2 separate regions of the Homo sapiens genome follow, and region 2 is linked to region 1. The links are chromatin loops, found by intact Hi-C in ENCODE. Cell type or tissue: heart right ventricle. All regions are shown on one strand. Links, peaks and the distances in the headings refer to the core of each region. The heading gives the core; the rest is flanking DNA. Region 1 has its middle 160 kb from the start of NMUR2. Region 2 has its middle 5.8 kb from the start of GRIA1.

The links. A loop is a pair of places that touch in the nucleus more often than their neighbours do. Peaks named below come from ENCODE experiments on the same cell type or tissue, not always from the same donor. Only the 100,000 strongest peaks of a DNase experiment are listed, where the experiment ranks them.
Region 2: it touches region 1 in a loop (4-fold over the local background); 6 of 110 quality-filtered maps call a loop at or near these places.

Annotation. Positions count from the first base shown.
Region 1 is chr5:152,555,481-152,565,312 of GRCh38, reverse strand. No RefSeq gene overlaps it. Among named protein-coding and RNA genes, the nearest start is that of NMUR2, 160 kb to the right of the region's middle. In heart right ventricle, for the core only: a CTCF peak has its summit at 4,591 (motif pointing left); a DNase peak (open chromatin) is centred at 4,592.
Region 2 is chr5:153,480,018-153,489,733 of GRCh38, reverse strand. It overlaps a transcript of GRIA1 not described here. Among named protein-coding and RNA genes, the nearest start is that of GRIA1, 5.8 kb to the left of the region's middle. In heart right ventricle, for the core only: no CTCF peak of the experiment used is centred there; no DNase peak of the experiment used is centred there; H3K27me3 peaks cover 974 bases.

The DNA of each region.
Region 1 (9,832 bases), core at 686-8,685:
AATGCCATACAGCAAAAGCAGAACATTGATGCAGTAAAGCATAGCATGTAAGAGCTGGCCCTGCAAGTCAGACCCTTGTACCTTCAAATTTCAGTACCACATTTTCTGAGATTTGTGAGCTTGATTAATTAAAGTAAAGTCTTTGAACTTCAGTTTTTTCAACTGTAAAAGGAGATAATACAACTTAGGGTTGATGAAAACCCACTGGTAAGCTTTTAATAGTATTTAAAGTGCAAAGATACATAGTATTTAGAGAAAGAAAAAGAGAAGAGTACTGATTGGTGTTCAGGACATAGTGGATGATTAGGTTCATAGGAATAAAAAGTAGACAAGAAAGGGAGAAATAATTCAAGTCGAATTATTTTACTTGATATGAACTTTTTGGGAAATGCTCATCGTTTTAGGTATAGGTAATACATCATTAAAACAAAGAATCAAATAGAGGAGAAGAATGGTGAAAAGTAAGCATTATTCCCTGTTTATCTTGAGCTCTTTAATTGATACTTTTGGCCACTCTAACAAAAGTGGTCAGTGATCACTGGCCAAAAGCATATTATTTGCATAATAAAGCATGAATTTAAACTAGCCTTTGCCATACAGGGAAGTAAGTTATATCAGGGTGCCCTGTGAAGGCAGCCCTGTGTATGGAAAAAGCATGAAAGGCTTAGCAAAGGTGAAAATTACAGTAAATCAAAACTTGATTCTTCCCAATGCTCTGTTTCTGAAAACTTTAGGTTTATCTTTGACTCTTTGCTTTCTTATCCCACATCTATTTCATCAGAGGGTATCATCTACTTTGCTTTTAAAATGTGTCCAGAATCTGACAACATTTTTTCACCTCTAAGGCTATCACTTTAGTCCAAGCCACCATGCTCTCTCAAGGCAGCATAACAACGGTCTTTGGTCTGCCTTTCCCACACTTATCCCTCTCAAGTCTCTTTTTCACATAATCGCTAGACAGATAGCTCAAAATCATATCAGATCATGTCACTCCTTTACTCACATTCCCCAAAGGCTTCCCGCTTACTCAGTTTAAAAAAAAAAAAAAAAAAAAAAAAAAAACAGGCCTATGTTATTTGACCCCATTACCTGCCCCTCTCCTTCCTGCTTGATCTCTTCCAGCTATCAGCTATGCTGGCTTCTTTGCCACTTCACAAGCACACCTAGCACCCTTCTCAAGGCCTTTATACCTAATTTTTCTTTTGCTGGATCATACTTCTTTTAGGTAACATCATGGTTTACTCTCTCACCTTATTCAGGCTCTAATAAAATAGGACCAACCCTATTGCTGTCTCTTTCCACCTTTGCTTTTTGTTTTCATAGCATTTATCACCAGCTGATGTAGTAAATATATTATTTTTGATTACTTATTTTCCCCCACCAGACTGAAACTTCATAAGGACTAACACTTCGTTTTGTTCTCTGCTGTATTCCCAGTGCCCAGGCTGTATACTCAATATGTTTTTTGTTGAGTAAATAACTACAGAGTCAGCCTTAGGAACTAAGTGTGGTACTTTATTGGTCTGTTCTCACACTGCTGATAAAGACATACCAGAGACTGGGTAATTTATAGAGAAAAAGAGGTTTAATGGACTCCCAGTTCCATGTGGCTGGGGAGGCCTCACAATCATGGTGGAAAGCAGAGGAGGAGCAAAGTCACATCTTACATGGTGGGAAGCAAGAGATAACTTGTGCAGGGAAACTCCCATTCAGAAAGCCATCAGATCTCATGAGACTTATTTACTACCATGAGAACAGTATGGGGGAAACCACCACCATGATTCAATTATCTCCACCTGACCCCACCCTTGACACATGGGGATTATTACAATTCAGGTGAGACTTGGGTGGGGACACAGCCAAACCGTATCAGGTACCTTAACTCCCTTATCATCTAACTTCAACCTTGGAATACTAAAGACCCATCAACCATGTAATAAAAAAATATATTTGAAGATATTACTGTTTATTGACTTAACACTAAAATGAGATGCTAAAAATGGAAATGTTTATAAATATACAAATCAATATCAAGGAAAAGCTGTGATATTAAATACATCCTAGGTTATTGGATCCTACCTACCCTATGCTGATTTTTATTAAAGAAAGCAGAAAAGGAATTGCAAGCCCCAAGTTGAAAATGAGAAAAAATTAAACTGAGAGCTCCTAGTTTAAGAGCTACTTCATAAATATAAAATCAATTTTTACCTCATTAAAAGTAATGATCAACATTTGCCATAAAGTTACTACTGAAGCAATTATACCCACTCATCTGCTATTTTATTTTATAAGTGTATTAATCTTATGAAAGTATTGTGGAAGTATAAAGTGGCATATAGCCAAACTATTTGAATGTGTTTCATATTTAATTTATCATATGATGGGGAAAAACATGTCCCTAGCCTGAACTCCTATTTCTATGAATAGTATTACTTTGACTGAGAGCTATGTAGATATTTCAGATTTTTTAAAAGTGAAAAGAAAGAAAAATATTAAGTAAATAATAGTAGATGTGTTATCTGGCTGTGGCAAAAAAAGTGAAGGTTGTTTTTGAGTTACTGAAGTATAGAATATACTGACACATAGTATTTCATTTTAGCCTTATACTAGTCCTGTGAAGAAGGTACTATTAATCCCATTTTTTTTTTTCAGTACAATATTGATACTCAGAGAGATGAGAACTACTCAAGGTCTCCTAGCTAGTGTTTTGCAGAATCGAGACTAACATCAAGTCCCCTGACAACATATTTGGTATCCTTTCTACTACTCCACATAACCAAAGGTCTCTTCCATCTCAAAACAAACAGTGATTGTCAAGAATTAGATCAGGATTACAAATGGACAAGTTATACTCTGGATCTGGCCCACAGAGGGGTTTTGTTCATCCCATGTTCTACTTTTTATAAAATTTATGCTTGTCACCAACACTTTTTACAAACCAAGAAATTGGGCATATTTTTTTTTCTAGCTTTATTTGAAAAATTCAGCAAGTCAGGAAATAAATGGAGGCATATATTTTCTAGAAACTGAAAACATCTCTAGAAACATGAAAACATCCAAAGTGGGTCTTGAGTCCCATAGATGTGCAAATATTCTCTAGAAACTGGTCAGCTATGTTTTTGATGCCTGACTGGCTGTTATAGACATTTTAAACTTTGAGACCAGTGGATTAAAGGATTATATGGCATCCTGGTTCTTCTCCTGAAAGGTGAACTGAGAAACACTGGGTAAAATTCAATTAAGTTACATTAACAAATCATACAAGCCCAACTCAGTACTCGAGGCAGAATTGGCACCGATAACTACTAGTGCACTTCTGTCTAGTCTGCTACCTTTATTCCCCTGTCTTGTTAAAAGGAATATTCTAGAAAAGACAAAGAGCCATCAGAGTCCAAAAGAGTCATCAAAAGAGCCTGTTAATCACCAGCATCACAATCATCTGGAAAGTTTGTTAAAATGAGTATTTTCTGGGCCTCAATTTGAGATGCATTTGACTGGATCTTGCAAAATAAACTCTGAGCCAGGGCCTCACCTTTGGATCACCTCTGAGTCCAGTAACTTTGGTTAGAGTTGTGTTTCAAGGGGTGGCATTCACACTGAAGGCAGTAAGAAAGGTGTCCTTGTAAATGCATAGTAGGGTAGCCCTTACTGACTTCCACACAACTGGGTTTCTAGGAGGCCAGAAAATGGCTGGAATGTAAAGTAAAAACATTTTGCAGAAAAACATATGGATGGATACCTCTATGGATAGACGGCAGAGAAGTCAAATTGAATAGGCCTTAGTAGCCACACATAGCAATTTCTCACATGCACCAGCAGCTGTAACTGAAGTCTTGGTCCATCAGGCCTAATAATCTCATATTGTGGCTAATACTTGCCGTCACTTTAAAATACTGCCTGTGAACGTAAATTCCCAAAACACCTCGGCCACACAGGTGAAATTTTCTTTTCTTGAAAGGAATCAAAATAATTCCCAAGGTGACTAAGTGTTAATTCCAAACTGATGACAACTTTTCACCAGCAAGGAGAGTCTCCTCATCTACCATGCTGCGTGAGTCCAAGTGATGGGCCATGGCAGCGCATAGGAACCGCAGCTAAGCCTCTGGAATTGCTGCCACAGGACCAGGAGCAAAACATACACCACGATCCCTCCATACCCCTGAGGTTCTAGCCTTCCAGTGTCTATGTGAAAATAATGGAAATCATAACTCCCTATGTTGGGTGCTGCTTATATCCTAGGCATGGAATACAGTCTGAGCTAGCCTTTCATGAATAGACGGGTTTCACCCCAGTAAGACTTGAGGAAAAGGTTGTAAAATAGGGAAGGTGTGCCACTTACTGCCTCGCCACTACATGGTGTTATGTGAGTTTCAGCCTACTAAAAATACTGCACTTGATTCTTATCCTATTTTATTTAAATATTCAACACTAACAAGAACACAATTTATTTGCCATGCAGGTAGTTAGAAAGCAATCTTGTTCCACACTGGTAAGCACCACGAAGACATCTCCAAGGAATAAGACCACACAAAGACTGTCTGTGGGTATTGTTCAGAATAAATTCAGCTCCTGGCGTGAGTAAACATGCAGTGCCCCCTCGTGGTCACAAGAGGCCACAGGAGCATGTCCAAGGTAAGAGCAACAGCTTGGAAATGGGGCCCCAAACAGGGTATTTGGTGTGATTGATGGTGCTGATTTATAAAGCCGTTTTTCCCTGCTTACATGGCACTGCAGTAAGTTCCAGTAGTCAGCTTGTTTGTCAAAGTGAAAATCTCAAAAGCACCCATTCCTCCTTTTAGAGGAGCATGGTCTTCCATTTTACCAAATCTTTCATTTGTTTATCAAAGAAACATACATTCACTCAACAAACATTTACTGATTGCCTACTAAATGTGAAGAATTTTTCTGGGCATTGGGAATATCGATGGGAAAAATAGAAACAGTCTTTGCCCTTGTAGTGATTGTTTCATGAACACTGGGGATACATATGTTAATAATGATTATGACTTGAGTTTAACTGATTGCAAAATAGAGTGACAGGTTCATACTTAATCCTCATTACAGATGTAGAAAATAAGGCAAGAAGTCATGCTATCACCACTATGCCATTCCGCCACCCTAGATCATAGACTGTGTTGGAAGGACTCCACGAGACCATGAAGTCAAACCCTTTCAATGGTAGTGGTGGCAGAATGCGGTTGTGATCAGGAGTATGGACTTCAGACCTGGAGCGGTGGCTCATGCCTGTAACCCCAACAATTTGGGAAGCCAAGGTGGGTGGATCACTTGAGGCCAGGAATTTGAGACCAGCCTAGCCAACATGGCAAAATCCTATCTCTATTAAAAATACAAAAATTAACCACTTGTGGTGGTGCACACCTGCAGTCCCAGCTACTTAGGAGAGACATGAGAATTGCTTGAACTCAGGAGGCAGAGGTTGCAGTGAGATGAGATTGCACCACTGCACTCCCGCCTGGGTGACAGAGAGAGACTATCTTAAAAAAAAAAAAAAAAAAGAGTATGGACTTTGGGTTGCAAAGTCAGGATGACCCACATTTTAGCTCTGTGGCATGTGCAAGTCACTTAATCTAAGTCTCCATACTCTCCTCTTTTTGATGAATATTATAACATTAACTTGTAGGTTTGTGGTGATATTAAGAGGATCCAAAAGTAAAATGCTCAGGTAAGCAAGTGTCAGAGGTGTTTCAGGCAGTGAAAGGGGACCATCATTCTGGGGGGCAACAGGGAGTTGCTCCATAAACCATTGTTCCTTGTACACTTGCTTTTCATTTTTATCTAGAAGGTAAAAATGTGATATTCACAATACTGCAGAACAAATAGAACTGTGACTTTCATTTCACATTGTACTTTTGTGTTCTTTTCAAGGGTTTGGCACATTCCGAGTCATCCTATTTTTCCCTTCTTTAGTATATCATAGGAGCACATTTAGATGTTGTACTAGCTCTTTTGGGAGCACATGAGGATGCCTACCATCCCCATACTGATGCTACACTTATGGTGACTGGCTCATGGCTGGGTTCAATAATGTTAGTTAATATTGAAAAATATTACTCTTCATTTAATATTATAGGCAATATTATTAATAGCATAATCAATACTACTATCATTACTACCTTGATCAGATCTGCCTAAAATGGCCCTCAGGCAATAAAATGGTAGCCCCAAAATCTATGATCTTAGTTCAAAGTATGTCACATCCAGATCATTTTGGACACTGCCCCTGAGAATGTGATCCCATATGGAGTCAGAACACACAAAAGCAGTAAAATCTTCCAGGCCATAATGAGTGGTAGAGTCAGGGCCATCACAGATGCACAGTGTCACACTCCTTCTTTGCCTTTAAGATGAAGGATTTTATGGTGGTGGGGAGAGGAGTTATTAAATTGTGAAGGCAGAGTTGAAAGGAAACTAAGGATGACCTATTCCAGGTGTCCCTTATTCATGAACCAGGCAGATAACACACACTTGTGATCTGGTTTGGAGGTGAGACCATGATAAACCAAGGAGCAAGTAATGCCCTATCTTGTGAGAGTAGCCACAACTCAGAACTGGATCATTGTTTTTAGGTGGGAATGAGCACATGCCTTTGCCAGCTCTGCAAATATACTAAAAGAAGTCAAAACTCTGGAATTTATATGTTTCCTGGTTTTTCAAAGCATACTTTGTTTCTATGCAGGCCAAACAAAGCAGGTCAGAGACCAAAATTCAGCCTGCAGAAATTTTATTTGCCATTCTGACCTATTTAGTTCCCCATATTTTAAAGAATGAAACCTGAAGTTTAGAGAGGGGAAAGGGCTGTCGTCACATGGTTAGTCAACAGTAAAGACAGAAGAAGACAAGAGAATAATCTGCCCCTCATTTTAATAGGGAGCTAATATATTTCTCAGATATTATCTTTTCCCTCTCACACATCTTGTTACATCTGCCATTTATGAAAAGACTCAACCACAATGACCCAAGTAGGGACATTTCATCTACAGTTGGCCTCTGTTTTCCAGAAAGTGCCAATTTCAGGGAAAAAAAAATCCATGCTGATTTGGGTAAGAAATGCAGCCCAGATGGATCAAAAGCGCTTAGAGAAAAGAAGGTTGCATTATAAGCTGAATTATTATTTGTGTGTCTACAAGTAGCTTACATATGGAAAGAGCTATTCAGTCAATGTAATGAGACTTGGGGCCATAATCATCTTTAAATAGGAAAAAGGAAGGATGGAGGAGCTTAATTACCAACTTAAGATTCCTACTGGGATTTGGAAAGTTTGCATTACAGCCCCATTTTGAGAACTAACTAGCCAGTGACTTGGAAAAGTCACTTTGGCTCTGCAGCTCTCCTGGGATGATTAATCTCCCCTACCCTGAACATCAAAATGATTAAACTTTTTCTACGTATTAACGTAAATATCTAGCAAATCTGACACCTAGGACAAACAACAGAAAGCTCAATGCTGCATTGGAGGGATCCACGAAGCAAGCAACATGGGACCTCTTACCCTTGATCTTGGGTGTTGGAATCTCTCTCTCTTCACTGTCATGAAGCAGGCCCTGGTGCTGAGGCAGAGCCTGGCACTGCAGCTAAGGAGGTGTTGTGAAGAGAAGGGGACAGCTTGCCAAGTAAGAACAGTGTATAAAAACTTACCCCCACCTTTAAATACATTAAGAAGTTTGCATCCTGTGAATTTCAGGATCCTTGCTCTCCAGGTCCAGTTCATGGCTGTATCTGAAGGGAGCCATTTTTCATATCTCTATGTCCTATACTAGAATGATGCTTTTACTATTCTAATGACAGTCACTTTTATTGCTTCCCCTTATACAACTGAGCAGTAGAAAAGTTGGGAGCCCTTGACTCCCAGAAGTAGAAATATGAATGGAGAGATGATGTGGCTTGCCCAAGTTATGGAGCCGGTGAGTAGCAGAGATGCAGTCAGGCCTCAGGGCCAGCTCCACACCCCGTTCTTCTTCCCTGACTTAGAAGCAGATGCTCCTGTGTTGGGGACCAACTTCTTCCAACCGTGAGCTCTCTTTTCTATGAAAGGGGCTTTGGTGACACTGTTTTAGCTTCACACTAGTCACCTTTCACTCTACAGCATGTTTCTAATTAGTATGAGAGGGAGGGAAAAAAAGAAATGACACTTTGACGCTGGGGCAGAAGGAGGAGGAGTGAGAGAAGGATTAATTGTCTCCCAGCTGTCAGAACAGTAATTAAATTCAGGTTGTTGACTCCAGCCTTGCTTCAATAATGTGAAATGAATCTCCAAATGCATCCACATTTCCACGGCCTTTTGCTTTTGTGCTGAAAGCAGGATGGCCCGAACAGCATGCAAACAGAGAGTGACAGGTCCTTGGCCAGTATCCAGCTCCAAGCAGCTATTTGGAGCCGAGCAGGGCTAGGGGCTCCCTAACTTTCAGTGTTCTTTATAAAACAAAAACACTAGACTTTTGTATTCATGCAGGGTCACCTATGGAGGGAATGAGACTAAAGCTTTAGGAAGTCTTTTTTAAAAGAAGAGACAAGCATATTATTCTCAGTCCCAGTAATTTTAAACCATTCCAAAGGGAAGTTAGGGTTTTGTAATCAATGATGTTAAATTGCAGATGTGGAATCCCCAGCTCCTGGGCTAGGGGGTTCTGGACTCTAACACAGATTGACATTGACTCTGTCTGACTTTAAGCACAGTGTATTTTGCCTCTGGACCTCAGAATAAATTTCTGTCCTAAGATTAGACTACAGTAATCCTTTTCCAGTCCTCGATTCTATGACCTTCCCACATTCCATGAAAATCTATTCATGTCTAAGTATTTCAGGCTCTTTCCCTAATAAAATTGTAGCTACGGAATGATCTGAATTTTCCCCTGGCCTTGAGATACTTAGAAAAAGGGATGCCTACCTGTGTAGGTAGGAAATAATAGCTTGTCAACACATCATGAACTTTAATGATTCTAGACTCCCCTTGTACCTGGCTCCCTGATGCCAGGAATTCATTTTGGTGGGAAAAGTCCTAATGCCCTCAGAGTCTAAGTTTAAAACCCTTGAGAGAACTCAAAGGCCATCTTCCCAAGGTACAGATGACTGCTGTCAGAGTCTTCCCTTCAGCAAGTGAAGATTCTGGAAATAGCATGCAATTCCTTGACATCTAGGAGTGGAGGTGCCATGAATAGGGGTAAGAGGACAAAAACAAAGGGTGATTCATGCACTATCTTGTCCCAGGCCAGCTCTGACTAGCAAGACTTGTTGCCAACAGAAAATTTCATGTTTTTTTCCTGAAAAAGAAACAGCAAGAGAAGAAACACAGAGCTTGAGTCTTCGTCATCTTATCAGAAAACTAAAAACAATGGTAATTCCTACAGAGAACTATTATTGCAAGCATCTAAGAAAGGATGCAAAATACTTTTGAGTATGCTATTTCATTGGAACGATAGTGTTGAATATTTGTGGAACAGAAATGAAAAATAACTTTTACAGAGGAACAAATATGGGCCAGATACTCTAAGTACTTTACTTGCACTACTTTATTTAATCCCCTTATGATATAAATACTACCTATCCTTCCTCCCTATCCCGCAACTCACTACTGTGAAGCCCGAGGTTTAGAGAGGATGTCATGGACTCAAGGGAAAGCACTTGGCCAATTATGAATCCAGGATTTAGGTAAATCTTTCTGGTTTCAGAAGCTGTATTCTTTTTTGTTTTAGATACAGGATCTCACTCTGTCACCCAGGCTGGAGTGCAGCAGCACGATCATAACTCACTGCAGACTCCAACACCCGGTTCAAGTGATCCTCCCACCACAGCCTCCTGAGTAGCTGAGATTACA
Region 2 (9,716 bases), core at 136-8,135, 920 kb before region 1:
CATAGACTCTCCTAGACCAGGGCTTCTGCTGAAATAACCTGTAGAGAGATCAGCTGTGTTCAGGATAGTAGTGTTAAATGCAAAGCAGCAGCCACTAGCCGCCACAGAATACAGTTTTTGAAGGAACTTTACAGATTTTTATCCATCTATCTTCACTCCAAACCTGTAAAGTGGCCATGAGCCCTGTTTTACAGATGAAAAAGATAAGACTTCTGGGATTAAGTCATAAAGACACAGACCTACTAAGATGTACAGTACAACCTACAAACTTGAGTGCTTTGGCCGTTACCAGTTGACTTACTGCCCTGGCCAGGACTCCTGTCCAACAGGAGATGATCCAGGAAAAGGAAAGTCAACTTTGTCTTTAGTAAGAAAGAAATAATAGACTTTGGACTCCATTTTGCTTTGCCATATGAATAGGCCATTTTATCCACAGACTCTTCACTTCCCTCACCAGGACTGTATATCATGTGGACTTGAGTGACAGCTACAAGGACTGGGATTTGTAAAAAATATCTGACCATGTACAATGAAGCCCCAAAATAGGAACAACTTGGAGGTCAAATGCTTTGTGATTTCCTATGCACTTTCACATATATTAATTAATTAGCTAAAATAATTTTTAAGGCTAATGTTTATTCACTATTTTGAATGTGCCAGGTACCATGCTAAGAAATGCACCTGCATCATTTATTTGTACAATACCTGTGTAGGTAGCCTCATGCCCATTTTATAGATGAAGAAACAGAGGTCTAAAAACTCACCCCAAGTTTTCACTGCTAATGAAAGAGATTGGGCATTTAAACACAGTAAATGCCACCATCAGGCCCCAGCTCTTAACTCTTAGGCTCTAATAACAGCAAGCACTGGGTAGGAACCTTCTAAAGGAAGAATAAGCATCAGCATAGGAAGATGAGAGAACAGAATCAGGAAAGATCACTTCTAAGGTCTCTGCCAACATTAAGAGTCTCTGATTTAATGATTCCATCTTTTAATTTCTCCATTTTCAGTTTTTGTATCTTACTACTTTGAATAGTACCTGGGGATCTTTTAGGTTCCCTAAGCTTTGTGCCTGGTAATAATAATAATTAGGCTGTCATTAAAGGCTTCACACCTTGCAATCACCTTTTAGAGGAAGCTCTTTAGACCCTTTACAAGCAAAACCTCAATGTCCCCCTGCATTAGGTAAGATTTGTTTTGCATACTTTGTAGGGAGGGGACTTTTAAGGGAGTCAAAAAGATGAATTTTCCATGGTCATTATAAATCATATAGTCAAGCAGATCTTCCTAAAACAGAGGTCTACGTCATTGCCCTGCTCAAGTATGGTCAATAGCTCCCCTTGGTCTATTAAATACATAGTTGTTCACTGATTAAATATAGAACTTACATATTTCAAGTGTAGGCATCTAGGTCAAACTACATTAGGTTCAATGTTTATTCCATGTTTCTTTATAATTCTCTTCATTTCAAATGTTGGTGGGGAACCTATTCTGTATCTCACAGGGTGCCAGGTGCTGGGCAATATGAAGAGGAATCAGACACAGTCTCTGCCTCAAGGCAGGTGAATGTGGCAGAAGAAGAAGACAGACGAACCCGGACAACTGTCACCCAGAAAGACCATGACAAGTGCTCTAAAAGATGTAAACACAGCAGCGGGGGAGCAAAGAAGGATGCAATCAGTGTGTCTGTCTGTGGGGATCCAGCAAGGCTTCAAAAGAACTGAGCCGTGAAGGATGAGGAGATTATAGGCAGTAACTGAGGACTGGGAAGGACATGCAAACCAAGGAAAGAGCCCCAGCAAAGGCTGGGGGCAGGAAAGAATGCCACGTGCTCTGTTAGCCTGGAGCCGGCAGTGCATAACTGGGAAGAGTGTACTGGGGAACTTGGAACTTAGAGGAAGTCAGTGTCAGGATTTGGAACCCACTGAATTCCTGGTGGACCATGATGAGCCATGGGGGCATTTTTAGTATGCTAGTTACAATAGCGGGCATGTGCATGAGAAAGAAAAGATTGACCACTGGTAGAAGGTGATTTTCTCATTTCCTCATCCTCAAAGGTTAGAACTACCTACCAAACAGCTTCATTTCCCTAAATAACTTATTTGACGTCATCCTTTATTAGCTCATCATGCTGTCTCTCTTTAGAGTCCCCAGTCCTATTTGCCATTCCCAAAGTGGCAAAGTCTTCAAAGTGGCTACATGATTAGCTTAAGACAGTGGTTCTCAACTGACAGCAATTTTCTCCCCCAGGGGATATTTGGCAAAAATGTCCAGAGATGTTTTTTGTTCTCACAATTATGGAATTGTACCCCTGGAATCTCATGGGTGAAGGCCAGGGATGCCACTAAACATCCTACAATTCACAGAGCATCCACCCCACAAAAAAGAATTATCTGGTTCCAAATATAAATAGCATTGAGGCCAAAAAACCTTCCTTAAGGGGACTAGTGATTGGCATGCCAGGGACTGGGCACCAGGACCCTGCAGCGTCCCTCCCATTATATTACACTGAAGAAAAATTAAGTTGATTATCTTTTAAGACTTTTCATATTTTAAAGTGGGATATCTGAAGATGGGTGCTCATTAAAGTCCAGCAGTTAAGTATCTAATGGAGGAACTCCAGGTGGCTGACATCCCATTGGAAAAGCCTCCAAATGCTGCTCAAATTGTGCTCTAGAGACAGCATGGCACCTACTCCTCAAATTAATTATGACCCATCCCAGCTCATATTTTTGGCATACTTTAAGTCCTCTTACCATGTAGCCAAAACAGTCTAAGATTTACTTATTTTGGCTTTGTTTTGACACCGCAAATCAAGGAGAATGGTGTTGGACAGGGATTACAAATGCAAATGCTTCCTTGAGCCAGGCAGGGAAATGAATGAAGTGAGCCAAGTTGGGGAGAATGGGGAAGACAAACGGAACTAGAGAGACTGTGCCCTGTTAAAGGTGGCCACAGGGACTCAATAGGCAGCAGATTATTACCATGAGGAATTGTAGGCCTAGAGTGGCTAGATCCTCAGATTCTTTTCTCAAGGAAAAGTAGAAATATGGAATATATATATATATACACACACATATATGGGATATGGAATATAGTGACTTAGGGAAAAAAGGGGTAGGGTAAGAGTAGTGCCTCTGAGCTTGATCTGACTGACAGGCCACGGAGTGCCAGTGGAATCCTGGAGACAAGAGTCCAACCACTTCTCATGCCCAGTATCAATTTAGGGGCCAAGTCCATTTCCTCTACAAGACTGTTTCCTCATCTATTAAATGACAAGATTAGATGTGGTGATGGCTACAGACCCTTCTGGTTCTGACACTCTGTAACTCCATTTGACAGCAGGGGCTGGGGTAAGGGAGAGAAAGGACAGATGTCAGGTCTGGGGAGGCCCATTCTCTCCTCTACCTCCTATTACCTGTGATAGTGGTATTGGCAAGTTCCTTCCCTTCTTGGACTAGTTTCTCCATCTGCAAAATATGGGTGTTTCACCAAGGTTTCTTCTGGCTTTAACATTTTAGGTTTCTAGTGTAAAGCAATTCAAGGGGGTGGGGGGACCATCAAATTTATGATCTAAGAACAGATTGCTGACAGCTAACCAACTGGCAAAAATGCAATCAGAGAGAGGGTGCCTCTGTGGCTTTAGAAAGGCCTTATTTTTAAAGATGTTTTAAAAAATAATAATGATAATATTTTTTCATGTTTTCTAGCACAATTCATACAGAAGGCTCCAAAATAATCCACAGACTGTGTGTGTGGTGAGAACACACCCCAAAGAATGTAATTACCCACCCTGGAGTTCTGCCAGGTTTAACAGCATTTTCTATCTGCTTTTTTTTCTTCTTCTTCTTTCAGTCTTCCCTCCCCTCCTCACACAAATGACAGCATTTTCATAAGCTCTCAGCATTACTAGGTAATTAGGGAGCCATGCAAGTTCTGGAAAACACCCTGGGGCAGGATCAGTGCCTGAAAAAAAAAAAAAAGTCTATTCCACGATTCCATGGGGAAGCTTCTACGCAGCACCATTGTTACTGGTAGAAATTGGAGGCACTGACTATTCCTTTAAATCAGCAATGCCTTCAGAGAGGCCACCTGGGCCACACTCACATGGGCGGGTGGCCACCATGCAGCATTGGCACCAGCTCTCCTGAGAGGCCCTGCAGCTCATCTGGCCCTAGTCTAGGAGACAATAGAGCCAGACCTTCACCGCCATCCTCCCCAGATGGGTGGTTCTGGATGAGCTATTTAACCCCTTTGTCTCAATGTCTTCATCTGGGAAGTGGGGATAATGAGAGGTTATACTTTGTGGGGCTAGAGAGGGCATTAATGACATGCTCCATGTGAAGGGACTGGTGAATCTCCAAACACACAGAAATGACTCTGCCAGCCATTCCTGTACAGAGGTGTGAAATGTCATTATTTTTGGTTAGAGTCCAGAGTCATCCTGGCATTGGAGGCCTTCCCTGTTGTTCCAATCCACTTCAGAAAGCTTCTCCTATAGCTCAGTGTGCCAGTCTTCTATTAAGCCTATGTCACTTCCCCCACCCTCAAAACATCTGCCCATCAGGAATACACAAACTTCTGCTGCTGGTGCTCCCCAACCTGCTCCTTCCCTCATCCCTCCAATCTCCCTACATGACACCTTCATTCACCTGATTGTCAAGCTAAGCTAAGAACTCCACCTCCAACCCATTAGCAAATTCTATGGGCTGTACTTTAACAATATAGAGCCCAACCACTTTCCACCATCGCTCCACTCCAGGTCATTCATTCTACCCATATCTCTCAATCTTTATCAATTCCTTATTTCTACTCCTTTTGTACACCCTCCCCAGCAACGTAATTTGCTCTCTGTATGGCCACCAGAGTGAAATTTTTAAAAAGAAGTCAGACATTGTCACTCTCCGGCTCCAAAATATCCCAGAACTTCATCCATACTTAAAGTCTGCAATCTGGCAGCTGGCTGCCTCTTTCACTGGTATCCTATACCCTTCCTCATTGGCATCCTCTGCTGCAGTCACACTAGCCTGCCTGCTGTTCATTGGACACACTAATCACCATCTTGTCCCAGGACCACTGCACTTGCTCATCTTTCTGCCTGGAAAGCATCTTCTGTAGAAATCCGCATTGCTTTTGCTCTCACTTCAGGATCTGGTTGGAAGTCTTTTACTACATCCAGCCCACCTGCTGCCATGATTTTTATGTCCCTTACCCTGCTTTTCGCTTTGCAGCATTTGTCGCTACCTATGGTACATAGTTTATCATTTGATCCATTACTAGAATGCATCTTATCCACTCCAGCACTTAGGACAGCATCTAACACACAGTGACTTCTCAATAAATACATATTAAAAGGATAAATGGATGGTCCTTATTATTCCCTGAAGTACCTTTATTTCTCTTGATCACGTTTTAATTTTTTAAGAACCAATGCAATTCCCATCTTCCCTACAATGCTCTCCCATACTGATTTTGGCCTCTCTGAGTATCTGTATTACTTACTGATTTTAATTGACATTTAACTTGACTCTTTCCACTTGATTTTCAGCCTCTTAGGGGTCAGGAATCATGACTATAATGTGAGCTAATTTTTTTTTGAGCACTTACATGTGTCAGGCACAGTGCCAGGCTACATAACTGCCTCATTTTGTGTGATGTTCACAACAACTCTCTGAAGTATGAACACTTATTATTCCATTTACAAGTGGAGAATAAAGGGTTGGGGAGGTTATGTTACTTGCTCAAGCTTATACAGCTATTTAGAGGCAGGGCTGGAATTTCAACCTAGATCTGCCTGGCTTCCAAGGCTGGTTCTCCTAACCACTTTTCTATATTGTCCCAAGGGACATGGTAAATTTGGTAAAATCACTTTGGTAAATTTGCACTGCACAGGCCCTTGGCAATGTGTACAATACTTCCAGAAAGGTAAAGGGCCTTGCCTGGGGACACATGACCTAGCACCGAGAGTCCTCGTATGTAAAACCCCACCCTGTAGTGGTTCAGTCACACTATTCTCAGGAAGGAGCTCTGAGAAGCCATTCAGAAAGCATGCATAAGACTCAAAAAATGAATGTGTTTCAAAAAATGAATGTGCCTTGAAAGAGAAGAAGAACCAATGTTCCTCTCCCCACATCCGATAGCCTTCTTTGATTGAGGCCAAACAGTAATTATGGTGCTTCTTGTAGTCCCCACCCACCCTCGTGGCCAAAGGAAGATTTTAATCAGTTTTCAGGAGACTTGGAACATAAATGATTCTAATTTACTGTCATATTTCTAGTATTAAATTTTGCTGCTTGCCTAACCTCTGGCCTCTCCTTTATTACTCTAAGGGAGACAAAATCATGCAGAAGAAAAATAGAAAGGCTAGGAATGGGACATTTCTCACGTGAAAGAGAAGCAGGTAGAATGTCAAAGTGGGAAAGACATTTTGAGATCCTGGAGTCCAGCACCTTCAATTTAAAAATGAAGTAGGATCTCAGGTTAAGTCATTTGCCCTGGGTCACCCAGCCAGGTAGCAGCAGATCAGAGACTTGAAGCCCAAGCTCGGCTGTGTGAGTGGTATTGTTCATGTTCTGTCACAGTGAGACCTGACGCGAGGCTCATTTAAAGGGGTCAAAGTAATAGCTACAAAAACTACAGCTTTCAGAAACACAAGAGAAGAGGCCTAAGTTAGATCTTTTAACAAGAGAAGGGGCCTAAGTTCGACAGATCTTTTAGAAGAGGCAGATGGAGTCCCTGGAGAATGTGATCTGCCCACCATTCCATAGCTCATGCAGTAAGTTTTCCATGAAAGACTTCTGAGATAATATTTCAGCATAACAGACAGGGAAGGCCAAATGATTAGGCTACAGACCACTACTTGACAGTTCGACTGGTAGAATAACTCTTATGTAGGAATAAACACAGGCAAGAGTTTGTAGTGTCCTTAACATAGACTTTTAAATAAAGCTTACCTCTCCCCTCCTCTATGCCTCACCTTGCATTCCTTCTTTCCCTACTCTTTTCACCTCTTTTGTGGACCCTTTGAATAAAGTATTTCCTGAACTCCTCATTCCCCATTCCCACCCTTCTTCTATCCCAATGACTGCTGTGGTGGCTTCACATCTTTAGGACCTGATTCAATAGCTGCCTGCTCTGAGCTGGCCACCATGCTCCACCATCCCATTTCCATTCTCTAAGTCAAGCAGAAATAGCATCTTGGCTCTTGTAGAATGGAACAGTGTGTAGGCATGGCAAAAGGGAATCAGCCTCCTTGGGGAAGTCAAGGATGGTAATATAATAATGTCACTTACAGCAGCTACCATTTGCCATCATGTGCTGGGCACCAGGCTAAGTACTTTATACATATTAGACTACTCCTATTTTACAGGTGAGGCACATCTTGGTCTTTTAGCCTTCAAAGTCAATCACCACTCAGCTCTATATGCCACAGAAATCTTCTAAAAGCATTATATGTCATGTTATTCCCTCATCAAACCTGTAGAAATAGTATTATTTAACTCTTCTTTATTTAACCAGTGATGAGACTAACTCAGGAGGCTAAAGCACTAACCTAAGGCCACAGAACCAGCAAATGGCAGAACTAGATCTTGAGACAGGTCATTTCCTCCCACGTGACACTGCCAGTTTCTGCATCCCATCATGCCCCTCACTTTTTGAGGGGTCAGTAGTCTTCCCACTTCACCTTTCCCCTGACCCTTGCAATCAGCCAGTAGGCAATGCTTTCCACCTCTAACTCTTGAGATGAGGCTCCCAAGCAGGGCCAATAATCTCAAGAACTTCATTGATAGTATCTCATATTGAAAATCATATGATTTTTGAAGTAAACAAAATCTGATTCTACAATATTGTCTTTTATTATTTTTAGCGAAAGTATACCATTTCAACTATAGTAATGTCAACCTGGCTGGGATAGACTTACCTAGAAAACTAGCCACTATTTATTTACAGCACATTTTGCTAAAAACCTAACCACTATTTATTTATGGCATTTTCTAGCTGAATATAAGAAAATATACTCCCTGAACTCAAAACAAGAATGAGACTTCAAATCATTGGTAAACTATTTAAGGCATAAGACTTCTTTCACTGGGGGAAGGTGGGGTCTCTAGAATCTTCCTCACCAGAAGGTACAACAGCTGGTGAGAGCAATGTGGCACCAGCCTTTGACTCCAGGGGGATGGAATAGGCAAGGAAGTACTTCAGCAGGGCAAACTGGCATCTGGTACAGGTGCCTCGCTTTGCTCTGGAGTTAAATGTGAGGACATACCTCTCCAGCCCCAACTCTCCAGAGCCAGACCAAGACACACCATGACTGCCTGCACCCTCTGCCAGCAGCACCAGTTAGGTGGCTCAGTCAGGAAAAGATCCCATGAGCATTCCCCAAAATGAATGGGTTCTATCACTGCCTGTCACCATCACATGGCAGTCCTGGAACAGGTAAATTCCTAGGGTATCAGGAAGCCCTAACAAAGGGCAGAAGGGAGAAACTAAAACAGAGGCAGAGTCTGAATGGCAGCCCTAGAGTATTCTATACTCCCTCTGATATAGAAATGCATGAGGAACACTGGGTTCCTATGCAGCTTTTGGCAGGACAGACATCTTGAGAAGCAAAGGCAGTTAAGATCTATGGCCTGGGACATAGGTCTTCCTGGATGTCAGATACCCAGGTCATTGCCTCAACATTTTCCACGATGTAGCTCAGTGGGTCCTGCACCTTTACCACAACTGGGCTATCTCTCCCATGCACTTGCAGAGCTGTGGCTGTCTGTGTCTGTGATGGTCGAGCAGGGCACAGTGATCCACTGCTGTAAAGTTTTGGGGGAAGAGTTGAGTTGGGGAAGGACTGAGAACACCAGGTGTCTTTCTCCATAGACTCTTTCACTCTAAAGTGTTCCTTTTGCCATGGTTCTCAGCTTCTAACTTCCAATAGAAAGAGCCTCCTGTTCCCCTCTAAAGCTGACCAACCCCTCCTGCTTTGCTATCTCAAGGGCCTCCTCCTCTGACTCACCTTCTCTGGGAGAAATGGCTTCAGCCTTTCAAAGCACTGAAGCTACTTCTCCCAGGGGAAGTCCCACCAGCAGCTGGCCTGTCCCTAGGGGTTGTGATCTCACCAGAGGAGACAGAATGACTTGGCCTGGGAGGAGTGTCCTGGGAAATGAGGGCCTCAAGGGACTGACCAGGAAGTCAAGACACTATTTCTCCTCCACTGTAGGATCCTGTTCACTGAGGAGCCACAGTGCAAGAGAGAAAAGTTTCTTCCAACCTGACTTCAAAGACAATGGCAACAGAGGGACTAAGGCAAGTAGGCTTTTCAAGGGGGGGTCTCCACACCTGGGCTTACTGGGTAGAGCCAGAATATCAGAGGCCTGAACTATTTCCTCTTCAAAATGCCACCAGGAGAGCTCAGGCACAGGCAGTAGGCCACTCTGGCTCCAGTTCACACATATAACCCTTGGATGTCCTTCAAGGGGTGGGGGAGGTGGAAACAGTGGTCAGAATCCAAAGCCACAGCCTGAACACAGGCCTCCAGAATGTCTGTCAGGTGTGAGGAGACCAAGATGGCAGCTCCCTGTCCTCATGCACTTCCAGCCTGCAGGATGAGGGGAAGTGGGGGTGGGATGGGCAATGGTCCAGAGAAACAGGCTAGCCTTGACTCTTCCTGACTTCCACCCTTAGTGGACACAATTCTAGCATTTGTTGGCCTCTTCTCCAAA